2 separate regions of the Homo sapiens genome follow, and region 2 is linked to region 1. A link is a loop called in an ENCODE intact Hi-C map of the cell type or tissue named here. Cell type or tissue: gastrocnemius medialis. All regions are shown on one strand.

What was found. Hi-C counts contacts between places; a loop is a spot of excess contacts. Peaks named below come from ENCODE experiments on the same cell type or tissue, not always from the same donor. Only the 100,000 strongest peaks of a DNase experiment are listed, where the experiment ranks them.
Region 2: a loop joins it to region 1, with 1.9 times the contacts of the local background. A loop is called at or near these places in 7 of 110 quality-filtered maps.

The regions. Positions count from the first base shown.
Region 1 is chr16:82,735,581-82,743,580 of GRCh38, forward strand. The region is part of intron 1 of CDH13 (cadherin 13); the gene reads left to right. Among named protein-coding and RNA genes, the nearest start is that of MIR8058, 51 kb to the left of the region's middle. RefSeq lists an enhancer at 1-862. In gastrocnemius medialis, a CTCF peak has its summit at 3,316 (motif pointing left); no DNase peak of the experiment used is centred here; H3K4me3 peaks cover 662 bases; H3K27ac peaks cover 2,947 bases.
Region 2 is chr16:83,055,991-83,063,990 of GRCh38, forward strand. All of the region lies in intron 3 of CDH13 (cadherin 13), which reads left to right. Among named protein-coding and RNA genes, the nearest start is that of CDH13-AS1, 340 kb to the right of the region's middle. In gastrocnemius medialis, no CTCF peak of the experiment used is centred here; a DNase peak (open chromatin) is centred at 3,502; H3K27ac peaks cover 584 bases.

The DNA.
Region 1 (8,000 bases):
GAATAAGCTTATAGATTTTAGCACATTTATTGCAGTGTGATGTGGTTTGACACAGTGTCTATGAGCTGTGTGGGGTGAAATGGAAGGTTTAAATGGATTCCAGCTTCATTATCCCACTGTGATCTGAGGAAAGCGAGACCACAATGTTGCCATCCAGTAAAGCACTTTATCACATTCCTTCCCAAGTTGAACAGCAGCGTTCTGCCAAAGAAAAGCTATTTGCTGGGTAGACTCTTTAGCAAGTTTCATTTTTAACTTGGGTGCCAAGCCAGCCAATAGAATCTAATGGGCTTTGCTTACAATGTGCATGGCTTGGCTATTTACATGAGATTGACAGCACGAGAAAAACCAGACGCTATACTCACTAGGCTGATTTAGAGGTTTCTCTGCTCATTTGAATTCAGCCAAGCTAGTCAGTCTAGCCCTGGGAAAACCTGCAAGAGTAAAAAGAGAACCAATAAAAGCGATTCATGAAAAACCTGAAGTGCATAAGAAATTAATTCCCCTGAGTTTCCAAACTAGTCAGTAAGCTGCGCTGAGGTTTTGCTTTCTATGTTTCTCCTTTGCTTAGGGACTGGTCAAAATCTCGAAGCCACTTGTTGATTTTTCTCTCTTTAAACTGCTTTGATGGAAGAACACCCAGGGTGTAATGGGCACCTGGGTGGGTGGATGCCTAACTAAATATATTTATATAATCCTTGAAACATGTTTAACTCTGGAGGTTAAGGAAGGCCCAAAGACAAAGCGGAGTTGTTAAGGGAAGAAAAAAACAGAACTTCTTAAAGGTTGACACGGTGCCACTCATTAATTCTAGAAAAGTTTGCAGGGGCTGTTACATGTCAGACACAATGCTAGCCTTCCCAGATGCATTGATGAACAAGTTGCAATTCTTGCTGTGGTGAGCTAATGGTAAAAATAAACAGAGCACTGCCACACACAGACATAAGAGCCATGGGGCAGCATCCCATTCCAATGCCTGGTACATATTAGGAACCCACTAAATACTTGTTAAGGTTCATTTTGTGATGGTATTTTTTTCCTCTCTCCGCTAGCTTAAATCTGTTCAAGTCTCCCATGGTTAATACGATAATTTTTCTGATGTTTATCACCAATAAATTTTTAGAAAAATCAGGCTACACAGTCACTCTCTCCACCTTCTTAGGATACACTCACTCTCTTACCCTTTCACTCCTTCGGGCAATTTGATCTGCTATCTTTTCCCACCACTTTAAGAGAAGGACTCTTGATGGGGTTCCCACACCTGGTCAGATGGCCTCTCTTGGTTGTCTTCCTCAATCCTTTCATTGTGTTGTAGTTGGGCAGTTCCTCCACCTTTCACTTCTCAGATGCAGCATAATCGTGTTTCTTCCTCCCCTCTGAATATTCCTTTTCTGCCTCTCTGCATTCCTTTTCCTCTTCCCAACACCTAAGTGATTCTTAAAAATATTCTCTGACTTTCTATGCCTTCTCCATCAGTGTTAGTTTCAAGTTATCTTGTCATAGTTTCATTTAGGAGATAATGCCTGAATCTTTATCTTAAGCCTTGAACCCTCTAGAACAATTTCATTTGTGTGCTGGGCACCTGGATGTCCCAAAGGCATGTGAACTCATCATATCAGGAGTCAAACTCATTCTGACTAATTTTATTTAATGCTATTTCCATTCACTTGGTCATCCAGGTGGAGACCTGAGGGTCAAGATGGAGCCCTCTCCCATGTCTCTCTCTTTGCTGCTCTCAGATGGACCCAGGGGTCATGTGCTGTCAACTCATCCATCACTATATTTTTCTCCTTTGCCCTTCCATGTTATTTCCATTTCACCCACCGTTGTGTGATACCACAGCGTCTGTTTTACCTCCCACTGAACAAAAGAAATATAATCCTTGAAACGTGCTCCTTAGTGTGGAAGAGAGGGGTGGTCTGATGACTTGTTTCAAAATGATCTCAATATCAACCACTGCCCCAACGGTCTTGCATTTCATACTTAAGCAACATATTTCAATGCAGAGAAGGTTTATAGTGTGGTGGGGATTTGAGGGTAGCTTTTCAATTCTGCTCTGTTTGATTTTTGACTGATGACCCCAGACACAGAGATTTGGCCTGGCAGAACCTGCCCTTAGTTCTATAGAGGACACCTTCCCCATACTTTTTTCTCCTTTTCCTCTTCCTCTATAAACTCTAGGTTCTTTCACTGCATTTCTTTTTTGTAAACAGCTTTACTGAGGTATAATTGACCTACAAAAAATTGCTCCGGTTTAATGTATACAGTGTGATGAGTTTGGATATATACAAGCACTGGTGAAACCATCAGCTTCATAATCAAGGCTTCCAATATCATTCACCTCCAAACGTTTCCTTATGCCCCTCCAGTGTTTGTTGATTTGTTTGTGGTAAGAACACCCACCATGCAATCTACCCTCTTAATAAAATGTTTAAGTGCACAATGCAGTACTGTCAATTACAGGCGCTGTGTTGTACAGCAGACCTCTAGAGCTTACTGATCTTGCTAAACTAGCCACTTGTCACACATTCGTTAGGTTTCATGACAGTCTGTCCTCTGAGATGGGCTAAGAGTTAGTCTGCTCTCAAAGAGTTTCTTGCAAGAATATGATGGGTGCTTTGTGGTGAAAAGTGAAATAGCAATAAAAAAAATCAGTCACTTCCATTGTAAAAATAAACGTAACTGCATGGCCAATATGTTATTCTAAAACAGAAGTTGGCTTCTTACCTGGCTTTACCGTGCACGGAGGACTTTAATTTGTGTTCCTGTCAAACTCTAGGAATGTGAAAATGTGGAAAGCCCATCCCAAACAAAAATAAGCCTCTTGCCGGAGTCCTCACCTGAAATCTCTCTCATTCTCACCCATTCACCTTTCAAATCTGTGCTTTTAGCACATCACCTTTCTGCCCTAAAACGTTTAGTGGCTCACAAGCTAGTTTCCAAATTCCTTAGCTTAGTAGTTAGCCCTCCGCTACCTTTTCTTAATGCACTTTTACACTTTTCTCCATGCTGTAACTAAACAGCACTACCTACTAAAATAGAAAGATACCTTTCAGGTTCCTGACCTCATGCCAGTATCTACCATTTCCTTTTCCTAGAATTCTCTCTTTCTCCTTATTTAAATCCTGTGCATTCTCTAGTGCATTTGGGGGAAAATGTCATCTCTTTCTGTAGGCATTAACTCTCTATGCCCTAAAATTTCATATAACCTTGGTGGTTCCTTTTATCTCACACATTTCGCTTATTTCTTTGACTAATGTTATTCATGAACATGTCTTACCATTTATTCTGCTGCACCTACAACCCCTGGTGGCCAGTGGCTGTCTTACTAACTTTTGTGTTCCCTGTGCCTCACACATCACAGACTTTCCAGAACCTTTTAGTGGATAAAGTTAATGCAGAAATGAGTTAAATATTCAAAGAAGCAGTGAGCAAGATACGTTTTTTATTCTTCCTTTCGGAAATGAATCCTTGCTCTTCCCCACCCCTGGGAACTGTGCCCTGGTTATGATTGAGATCTCATAGTCACTCATCATTCATTCTTTAGTTAGAATTGCATAACATTTTATTCTTTACAATAAAGATAACTTGTTAATTGCTTAACCAGATGTGATTTTACTATTATATTTTTTAGTAATTACATAAATCAGAGGAAAAATCCTTTTCAGATGATATGCCCTTATGTGTGATTTAGACAAGCTGACCACCTACTTTTAGATAAAGAAATCATCTTCTGCCAAGATGGGGCTAGATGTGAGGGAAGAGAAGTTTCCTACCAAGAATTTCCATTTAAATTCAAATTTAGAAGCTTTCTTAGTCCCTGAGTCTTATTCCACTTCAGACTTGTTGAAATTTTCCTCATGAAATATGCTTTAGTTGTCTTGGTAAATTTTAAGAGTGAGAGAAGACCAAGTAACAGTTTACAAAGGTAAGAATCATTTAAACCTACTTACTCTCCCTGTTTAAGCAATGAGGAGGATTCTGTTTATTTATTTTTAAAAAGTGTTAAGGGAAGAAGTGCTATTTCAAATTAAATGAAGACACGGGAATTTGCCTTTAATTATTTAAAATAGTTTAAATCTTGTTGTTCAAACAACACCTTGTCTCTACAAAAGAAAAAGGAAAATACGATGACACTCAGACTTTGTCAACTTTTTCCAAATATTAGCAAGTTAAAAAAAACTATTGGTTCTGAATGGTGAGATAAATATATGCCACCTGTAATATTTACCTGAATAGTATATATTCAGAATGCAATATTGTGTAATCTCTTTTAACTTCAAAATAACCCTTCTTTGCCCTGCAAAGATACTTGAACTCTTGGTGTTGGCTACCTATGAAATTATGTCAAACACATAGATTCTACATCTCCAGATATTCAAAACTAATTATCCCTTAATTTGCAAGTGAAAGCAAAATACCACCTAATAGACCATTTCTCTGGTAAACCTTTCTTTATCTTAATGAGCAGAATGTGGACGCCTATTACAACCTGATTTTAAAACCTCCGTGCCACTCAACAGCTTACTCATAAGACTGACCAGAAGGAGGCAACAAAGATGTAAATATTCTTATTTACAATATGGACTGAGCTCATATCTGTCTATTTAGCATTTTATTATAATGCATGCCATCCCAACAGAATCAATAGTTGATTGATTTCTTATGTAAGAGACTTGAGTACTTTAATTCTGGATGGAAACTCATCAGCAACTTCCAGTTGATGAGATGACGTTCTCCATTTGGTGAAACTGGGCTACATTTAATCATCACAAACTTCAAATTGTATTATCCCACTTTCCAGATAATGTACAGCGTATTAGCCCAACCCGCTTTCTTCAGAAGTGTCTTTAAACAGAGATGGGCTGTATCTAGATAGGGGTGGAATATGCCAGTGTATCGGTTAGCCGTTCCTATAATAATGCTGCATAACAAGCCATGCTAAAATTCCATGGCTTACACATTGCTCCATAGGCTGAGGGGTTGGCTGATCTAGGCTGGGCTCAGCTGGGCTTGACTCCAGACTGTGGGTTTCATTCAGGTCTGCTCCATGGACGTCTCATTCTTCTGAGGACAGCGTGCTCCTTCGGAAACATTCTTTTCCTGATGGAGACTGAAAGTTTCCAGGTTAGCATATAGAAACACATGATGCTTCTTGAAGTCTAGGTAGGAACTGGTGCTCAGTCACTTCCACCCACTGGGCAAAGCAAGTCCAATATCAATGGGGGAACATTCTGTTTGGAAGAACTTCAAAGCCTCATAGCAAAAGCCTCCATATGGGGAGTAGTGAAAAATTGGGAAAAATAATACATTCGATCACAGCTGCTTTGTTTTAGGGTTTATATAAAAGAAATAACTTTAAAAGGGGTTACCTCCTTCTCATGCCTATATTTTTAAAAGTAAGTGTATTACTCTACATTGAATAACCCAAGCTAAAAGTATTTTATAGTTAACCTTGACCTAGTATACATACTCTCTCACTCTCACTCTCCCCACACCCCCAAACCCAACAATGACCACAGATCTTCCTTTCCTTCCACTTTCACAACCCAAAACTTGTCCTGTTCATTCTCTGCTCAAAAGCCCATCAGTGAATCCCTGTTGCCATTGATATAGCTCAAACCCTCGGCTAGCTTTACAATAACCTTCACAGTGTGTGGTTTGTCTCTTCCATCATTCTGTGTGAATTTACTTGTCTGTCTTTCCACATGTTATTTCCTTTGCTGGGACACTCTCTTTTCTCTCTCCCACCTGCCTGGTGAATTGATGTTTATTCGTCAGAGCCCAGCTCAAACTTTACAACGTCTGCACATCCTTCACTAATCCCCTGCAGGCTTTTCTGTTTCCTTATCTGTGGTTTACAAGCATTTTATACATATGGCTATAAAGCACTTATAATAATAGACTGGAATTAGTCATTCATGCGCCTTTTGCTGCTAGCCTGTGAAATCCTTGAAGATGGGGGTCCATGCCTCATTCATTTTCTATCGTTAGCATTCATCTCCATGCCTGTAACATGGTAGGCTTCAAATAAGGTGGTTGGATTGAAAAGAAGGAGATTTTAAAAATAAGCATTTAAGAAATAAAAAGGAGAAACAGCCATGGCACAAACAGTTATGTTCAACCTCGCCATTAATTAAAGACACTATAAACAAATAAAAATTATAGATCAATTTTTATTTTTCAAATAGGGAATTATGTTTTTAGAAAGACAAGACATAGTATTGAAAAAAACATGGATATCTGGCATTGCCAACTGGAGTCTAACTGACAACTTTCAGGGATTTTTATCATTTCTCTTTCTCAAGTACTTAAATATATTCATATGTGTTGACCCAGAAATTTGATTTTAAATAATTTATCAAGTGGAAATAAAGATGTGAAAAAATTACATAGGATTGCTGATTATAGCATCATTTATAGTAGGAAAAAATTGAAACACTCTAAATTTCTTACAATATCAGCCCGGTTATATAAAATCATGGTGTAGATATAACATTGGGCCAAAACGTCTGCCATTATTAGAGGCACAGTTAATAAAATGGGAAAAGGTTTACCATGTATGTTCCAACATAAGAAATTAAGAGCACAAGAAATGAGAATCTTGTAAAATATAAGGGCTATTGTTAGTTACATCCCATGTACGCCAAAAACTGAATTTGAAAGAAATACAGGAAAATATTAATAGTGATTACATTTGGATGTAATAATCACAGGATGATCTTATTTTTATTTTTTTCTTTTTGCCTTTCTCTAGTTTCCAAATTTTCTACAATGAACATACATAGCATTTATAGTAAATGAAAAGATCTAAAAATATTTTAAAGATATAATTATGATACAGTAACTTGTACTGTTAACTGGGCTTGTGTGAGCTCTAAGTTATTGATTATGTATAGCTCTTTATGTGAGTTTCTGCTACTTTTGAGCCTTGACTTGTTTATCTTTAGATTGGGTTCCATTTCTCTTTTGTAATTAACTAAGAACTGAAATGAATTTTCTAAATAGAATTGTTCTTAATTTAAATATGAAATTCTGTTTTCTCTAATGTAATTGTACCTGAGTGAAAGTAACTGCAATGAGGACTATAAAGGAAGATAAAGTAGGAATATGATGTATAATTTCCCTTTGCATAATTGTAACTCTGAAGAACGCATGCTCCCAGCAGAAAAGTAATTTAAATTATATCACAACAAATGCCATATTTTAAAATAGAAACTATCCATCATGTACTGAGTAAAGCTGGTGGCAACCTATACATCTCAAAAATATACTGAAAATCCCTCCATGAGTCCATTAAAAACAAATTGATTGGTTTAATTCCAGCACATGCTGAAGGAAAGTATAAGTGACATTAATGTAATTTTAAGTGCATAAAATTACTAATTACATATTTAGAAAAAAATTATGTAAGAGAATAACCATGAGAAATAATTTTTATTATAAAATATTGAAATGTGTACAATGTGAACAGAATAGTATAATAAATCCCATGTATGTAGCGCCCACAACACCTTTTATTTCTCAGTACAATTTTTATTTTGGAAATGATTTTTAAAAATGTAGAACAATACTTTTGTCTTTATCTTCTGGGCAAAACCAGTTTTGAACAACAGTGAACATTTTAATAATTGTAGACCAGTGCTAATATGTTTTTTGTTTTTGAGACAGGGTCTCGCTCTGCTGCCCAGGCTGGAGCGCGGTGGCACTCTCTCAGCTCACTGCAGCCTCAGACTTCCCGGGCTTAGGCGATCCTCCCACCTCAGCCTTTTAGGTAGTGGGGCCTACAGGCGCAGACCACGGCACCTGGCTAATTTTTGCATTTTTTTGTAGTGACAGGGTCTCACCGTATTGCCCAGGATAGTCTCAAACGATCCACTCACCCACTTCAGCCTCCCAAAATGGTGAGATTACAGGCATTAGCCACTGCACCCATCTACTAATACATATTTTGAAGGCATAATTTGAAATCTGTTGGAACAAATGCTCCAGCAAAGACA
Region 2 (8,000 bases), 320 kb after region 1:
CTCCTACAAAAATATAACAAAAGGGCAGAGAACCCAACTAACAATGGAGGAAATATTTAACAGGCTTTTAACAAAAGAGGATATCTACATGACCACTAAACATATTAAAAGGTTTTTAGCATCACTAGTCATCAAGGAAATGCAAAGGAAAACTACACGGAAATTATTCAGATACTATTATACACACATGTGAAAATTAATTAGAATTTAAAAAGTAAGTATAATAACAATAGCAAGGACGTGTGGCAATCAGAATTCTCACACACTGTAAAGCTGAACATTCTTGACCTAGAAATCCTACTTCCAGATCTATAACTAAAACAAATGTATACACATGTACACTAAAGGCTCTTACAAGAAAGTCCAGAATAACACTTTGTAATAGCTAAAAACTGGAAACAACTCAAAAGTCCATCAAGGGACAAATGGATAAATTTTGGCACATATATCATATGTATATACCAAATACATAGCAAAAAAAAAAGCAACTGTTATTATGCTCAAAAATATGGATAAACTTAATAGGCATAACATTGCATGAAAGAAGCCAGATAGGGAAGGGAATATCCTATGGAAATGAAGTTCAACAGCAGGCAGAACTAACTAATCTCTGTTGAGCTATAGATGGTGATGTGAACTAATCTATATTGAGCCAGGATGGTGGTGATATGGTTTGGCCGTGTCACCATCCAAGTCTCATCTTGAAGTGCAGCTCCCATAATCCCCACATGTCACGGGAGGGATCCAGTGGCAGGTAATTGAATCACGGGGGTGGGTTTTTCCCATGCTGTTCTCGTGATAGTGAATAAGTCTCACGAGATTTGATGGTTTTATAGAAGAGAGTTCCCTACACACGCTCTCTTGCCTGCTGCCGTGTAGGATGTGCCTTTGCTCATCCTTCACCTTCTGCCATGATTGTGAGTCCTCCCCGGCTATGTGGAACTGTGAGTCCATTAAACCTTTTTTACTCTTTTTTGTTTGTTTGTTTGTTTTTTGAGATGGAGTCTCACTCTGTCGCCAGTCTGGAGTGCAGTGGTGCATTCTCAGCTCACTGCAACCTCTGACTCCCTGGTTCAAGTGATTCTCCTGCCTCAGCCTCCTAAGTAGCTGGGATTACAGGCACGTGCCACCACACCCAGCTAATTTTTATATTTTTAGGAGAAATGGGGTTTCACCATGTTGGCCAGGATGGTCTTGATCTCCTGACCTCGTGATCCACCTGCCTGGGCCTCCCAAAGTACTGGCATTACAGGTGTAAGCCACTGCACCCCAGTCTCAGGTATGTCTTTATTAGCAACCTGAGAACAGACTAATACTTGTGGTTACCTTTGAAAAGGTGATGACTGGAAGGGGCCTGAGGGAGGTTTCTGAGATCATGACAGAGTTGTATGTCTTCATCTTTATGGTGGTGACATAGGTGTGTTCACTCAAAAAAAATTCACCAAACTGTACACTTACACTTTTGCAGTTTAATATATGAATGATACATGTTATGCTTTAATTAGAAAGTTAAAAGTAAGTTTTTTTCAAAAGTAGTAATTGGATGACTCCCGCTTTTATTGAGTTAGCAAGTATCTTTTACTGCCACTTTCTATTGTTAAAAAAAAAAAAAGGCTCACCACTGAGGCTGTAAGGCTAAATCCTTAGCATGACACACAAAACCATCTATAAACCAGTTTCTAGCCTTTCTTCCTGGCCATTCCCTTTGACCTGAGCTGTCTTGAATATTCTTAAGACTTGACAATACTAATTTTAAACCGTCTAAGATAAGATCACCTCCCACTCCAGAAAAGGGGTGAGGGTAGATGTTAAGACCAGAGTGTGCTTCCAGCACACTTGTATTTTTTATGGTACTAAGAAAGAAAAATGCTGACGCTTAAACCTGCACACAGTAATTCCTTAACATCAATGGTAAGGTTCCTCCCTAATTTTGAAGGCATTAAAATGGGGTCGGGGAAATGTCTTACAAATGATATTTTTTAAAAAAATAAAATAAAACAAAGATAATCATGTCTTGGATTATCATGACTCACAGCAACTTTACTTTCAAAAGTAAGAATATTTACTTCTAAAACTATGAAATCTTCACTATATTCTTAAAAATATAAATCGTTAAATGTCATTCTTTAGCTCTAAATACAAAGTTAGTTTGTTGAACTTCATGAGTTACGTCTTTTATCGGGCTTGGGGTGTGACCTTAGCCCCTCTCCTTTGTGAGGGGAGATGGCAGAACTCTCAGAAGCTTTTTCTATTCTCATCTTTGTTGGTTACTGGGGAAAAACTGGATTTCGCTGCACTCATCAAATAAAGAGGCCCAGGTAGCAGCGCCTCCACGTTTTGTTCAAGTGGGGTTTTCTGCGTGTGCCGCTGGCCAATTCTTCAAGAAAAGTGTTTGTTCTTCTCTGGCGGTTTGGTGTTCCTATGTTTCAACATGGGGGTACCAAATAATTCATTTCCCCTTTTCCCAACAGATGCATTCTTGTGACCTCACTGATGACAGGGGCGTCGTTTATTCTAACAAATGCTCTTGTCCAAATTCCAACCATGTTGCCAAGAGATGGCATAGCTGGTGAGGGCTGGACTTTAGGGGCCAATCTCCACTCCTGAGCTCCCCTGACCACACAGGAAGAAAACATTAATGATGTTCCCATACTGATGTTGTGGTGTAAGTGTCTCCTGTGTAAATAGAACTAAATATTTAGGAAAGAAAACAGAAGAGTCTTATGTAGTGCATTACAAACTAGAAAGCTTTTGAAGTCAGCATCTGGGATGGTCTTAAAAACAAACGTGCAGTCTGAGAGAAAGAATTACTGCTGACACACGCTGACCTCACAGAAACTATCTGGTGATGAGATTATCTCTCTTCCAGGACTCTAACAAGGCTTTGCAAGGATATTTTCTTGCTTTGCTTTGCTTTTTTTAATCTTCTTAACTGGTGGAACCTCTTGTTATGTGCAAATCTAATCCATTCTCATTCAAAGATGGATGTCCCGGTTTTACTGTATCTGCCTTAGTTGGAGATTCCCGGGAAGAAAAGCCCAGGACAAGTGGTCAGGTGCAGGAACTTGATCTGAGAGGTGGTCCCAGGAAGCAGAAGTGAGTTCATGGGGACATTGAGAAGAGGAAGGAGGCCAATCAAAAAAGAGCATTTCTGAGGTTGCTTCTGTACACAGGGGCTTCATTTCTTCAATTCTCCCAGATCCTCTGGGAACCCTATGAAATGCTTTTCAGAATTCTCAGAGTCATCCACCTGAAAAATAGAGGGACTGGAGCCTTTTTTCCTAGTCTCCCTACTGTCCATGGATTGAGAGTTGCCTGGGAGCAGGGAGAGCGGGTGTTAACTGCCTTCTGTTTAGAACAAGTTCCTGTATGTGTCAGAGATCTGGGGCAGGATGATTTGCAGTCATGTAAGCTTAGGTTGAACTCTGGGAGAGCCAGGTGAGTGTGTGCTCAAAAAGAACTGTCCAGTGCAGCTGCTGCTGAAATCAGAGGTGACTGCAAGGATGTAACACTGGCGCTCGGGTGTCTGCCATGGCCTAGGTTTCTTATGAGAGATTGAACTCTTCGGAGATTCCATCATTCAGAGCAGGCACAAGACGGTTTGGCCACCAATCTGGGTAGAGCCAGGCTGTTGCATGACAAGTCAGTCAGGAGAAAACTGAGGCTAGCAGGCTGACTTTCTGGTTCCATGACACACATCACATCTGCAATAGAGCTTAAAGACAGGGTGCTTATCCCTCAAACCTCCCTGTATCACTAACTTTCTTAATCCAGACTTTTGCCTTTGTTTTTTTTTTTGTTTGTTTTTTTTTTTTTTTTTTTTAGAAGGAGTCTCGCTCTGTCACCCAGGCTGGAGTGCAGTGGCAGGATCTTGGCTCACTGCAAACTCCACCTCCTGGTTCTCGCCATTCTCCTGCCTCAGCCTCCCGAGTAGCTGGGACTACAGGTGCCCGCCAGCACACCCAGCTAATATTTTTGTATTTAGAGTAGAGACGGGGTTTCACCGTGTTAGCCAGGGTGGTCTTGATCTCCTGACCTTGTGATCCGCAAGCCTCGGCCTCCCAAATTGCTGGGATTACAAACGTGAGCCACCGCACCCGGCCTACTTTTACGTCTCATAACCCAAAAGCTCTATGGCTTCAAAAATTCCCAACTCCTCAAAAAGCTGATTTTCTGTTTTATCAGTGCCCCTTTGATTGATAAACAATATATTAATATAAGATGGATATAAAGCAGATGTATTTTGTTGCCACAACTTCTTTGGTTCAAATTAAAGAATATAGGTCATTTGTCCCAGAGAGTCAGTCCAGCTGAAAAATTGTGGATGTTGATAAATGCGTAGGTCTCCATTCTTAAAAATCCAGCATTTTTGTATAGGAACAAAACTTTACTTGGATTATAAATTGCAGGCCTTCTTTGAAAAGACAAAGTGTGAAAGGGAAGAGAACTGTAGAGTCTTCCTGATGTTTACTGAGCCCTTACTCCAAACCAGGACTTAGGCTTGTTGCATCCCCTCCATTAACTCATGTCATATTGCCTAATTCATAAAGAGGCCCAGAGAGGCAGTCGAGGTGTAGAAAGGTTAAGTAACATTCCCACTGCCTCATAACTTGTAAGTAATGAAACTCTCCGGAAAAGTTGAGCTCAGATCTGAATCCAGAGCCTGCATGCCTAACCGCAGTGCAATGCTATCCTCACCTCACTGTGCAAATACATCTCAGATCTCTGCATTAGGATGCACAGGTTTACATTTTTTAAAAGCAGGTAATAACTGTCTTATTCTGTACCTATTGTCTGTTTTCACAGTCTGCTGTGAACCCTTGCTTTCAGCTGGGACACTGTTGCCTTCCACTGCCTTCCACAGCCTCTTTACTTCCCCTTAAACAACCTATTCCAACTGGTACTACTTGATAATAGTCATTTTCTCTCACCTGAAAGCATGCCTCTGTCAACCAGGCTCTTCCCCTCAATGGCTAATGACTCTCACTCCTACACTCCTGCAGAGGGCCTGGCACATAGTGGGTGCTTAATACAAGTTCCTTGGCACAAAGAATATAGGAATAAATACGGGGACTAAGGTATTGCGCTCTCCATTTTACAAAGGAGAAATCTAGCCTTGGTCTCTCTGATACCACAGTCTTTCCCAAAGTTGCACAGCACAGTGGAGGAGAGTTGGACCTAGGGCCCAGGTTTCCAGGATCCTGGTCTAGTGTAATGTCAGTTTCTAATTATGTGGTCCACACACATGAATATTTAAATCAGCATCTCCTGGAGATAACTCAAGAGGTGACTCTAATGGTAGACAATTGAGGCTGTACATCAGGGTTGCAAAGGGGCTTTGTCCGGATGAGTGGATTTTTTGTGTCCCTTACACCATGTGAATTCCCAGCATCATGGTTTATGCTAATCCTCTTTCCAAAATAGTTTCCTGGTGACCTTCTCCCTGTGCCAACCCCGGAATACAATGGGATGAGTAACTGGCAGGTCCAGATACAGAAAATGAGTGAGCAATGCCTTTCCCAGCTAAAAATTCTTCCAGCTCACCCATGGTGTGCTAGGGAAGATGTTCTCCTATGTCCTGAATGACCAGCAGCAGAGGATTCAGGGCACCCAATGCAAAATTGTCACCAAATGACTGTGACACTGAAGTGGCTCATGCTGCTCTTTGCACTGCATTAAGTGAAACCAGACGCCTCCAGTTAAACTCCAGTGAGCTAAAAAGTATAGTGATAAATATATGAAATGAGTAGAAAGAACAAAAATAAAGAAGCCTCACCCCAGATACGGCACTTATGAAGAATCTGTGTCTCAGTCTCCCAGCAAAATTGAAACGTAATTCAACTTCAGATGGTCAATGCCTGCCTTAATGCCCCATGCTAATGTCAGCCCTGAGATGTCACAATAGTCCAGGAGATGCTTACCTGAAGGAGAGGCCCTCTAGAGAGGCTGTGAGAACTGTGATTTGGAGCTCGAAACTGAGATAGTGAGCTGGGCAGGGTGACAATTTATGGAGAATGGGAAAAGGAAGAGGGAAGTATTTTAGCAAAACGGATGCTATCAGGATGGCTGAGGCTTTAGAACCAGATGGAGTGCTGTGGCCTCTCTTGGATGGATGCTGTTTCTGAGCTTTGCATCTGGAAAGACAGAGCCTGCTCTAGGAATAATGATGTCAAAGATCTTTCTCATTTTACTGTCTGGTTAAATATCACCTCTTCAGAGAAGCCTTCCCTTATCAACTTACTTAAATTGAGTACCCCCTGTCAGTTTTCTATCACAGTACCTCACTTGTGTGTGTTTTCCATTCATAGCATTTGTTACACTTTCACATTTTTAAAAGCGTTGTTTCTTTTTTTGTTTTTTGTCCATCTCCAGTTCCTATCAGTGCCCTACCATGTCCTTAACATTTAGCTTAGTGCCTGACACGTAGTGCTTCAGTAAGAAGTATCAATGTGGTAAGTGAATTTCTAATCGAATAGCAGTTACATCATAAATAGTCAATGATTCTTGTGATGTCTCATGGTCCCAGGGATCATGAGATACAGAGTGACAGAGGATGGAAGTTCAGTTTTCTTCTCTATGTAACAGGAAGCAAGGAAGTGATCGTCAGAATAACTGCAAGATGACCCTGCTGGCTGCTGTGTGACAGGGGATTAGAACAGTCATAAAAGCAGGTAGAGAGGTGTTTCAGTTAGCTATGGCTGTGTAACAAACTACTCCAAACTTAGAGACTTGAAATAATCATTCTATGTGGTCATGTTTCTGTGGGTCAAGAATTCCAGCAGGATTCAGCTGGTTGTCAACTGGGTCTTTCACATAGCTTTTTTCACCTGGTAACTTAGCTAGGCTGGAAAATCCAAGAAAGCTTCACTCATACACCTGGCACCTTGGTGATTCTTTGCATGCACCTTGGTGATTCTATGTGCTGTTTTGTCTCCCTCATAGCTAATCAGATGTCTTATGTGGTGGTTGGCATTTTTTTTTTTTTTTTTTGAGTCAGAGTATTGCTCTATTACCCAGGCTGGAGTTCAGGGTGCGATCTCGGCTCACTGCAACCTCTGACTTCCAGGTTCAAGTGAGTCTCCTGCATCAGCCTCCCTAATAGCTGAGACTACAGGCACGTGCCAGCACGTCTGGCTAATTTTTGTATTTTTAGTAGAGACAGGGTTTCACCATGTTGGCCAGGCTGGCCTTGAACTCTTGAACTCAGGTGATCCACCCACCTCAGCCTCCCAAAGTGCTGGAATTACAGGTGTGAGCTATCACGCCCAGCCTGGTGGTTGGCTTTTAAAGGGAGCAGGTCAACCATATGAAAACAGAAGCTATGGCTCTCTTGAGGCCCAGCCCCAGAAGTTACACACCATCAGTTCCCCTGTGTTCTGTTCGTCAAAGCAGCCCAAGATTATCTCAAAATCAAGAGGAAGGGAAATAGATTCAGCTCTTCATGAAGATTGGCAAGGAATGTGCAGCCATTTTCAAACCACCCCGCAGAGAGAATGGTTAGGACATTGTTATGATAAACCCAGCCTAAGGTTATAGCAATAGAGATGGACAGAGATGATTTAGCTGAAGATATAGCTGTAGTTAGCATGACCAGACTTGCCAATGGTTGTAATAGGGTGTCTGGATTAGGGAGATGTTGTTTATCTCTACTAGTTTCCTGTTAATTACTCTATGAACAAATTAGCACAAACTTTGTGGCTTAAAACAACACAAATTTATTCTGTTTTAGTTTTGGAGGCCAAAAGTTCAAAATGAGTTTCACAAGGCCAAAATCAAGGTGTCAGCAGAACTGGTTCCTTCTGGAGGCTCCAAGGAGCATTTGTTCCTTGTCTCTTCAGTCTCTGGAGGCAGTCGTGACCCCTTCTTACAACTTCAAAGGCAATTGTGTAACATTTTTGCAGGGAGAGTCCTGGGAACAGTGAGACAAGTTGGGGAGAGGCAAGTGGAAGGGACAGAATCAAGATTGAAGCAGGCTAAGTATGAAAAATTTGTAAGATGTC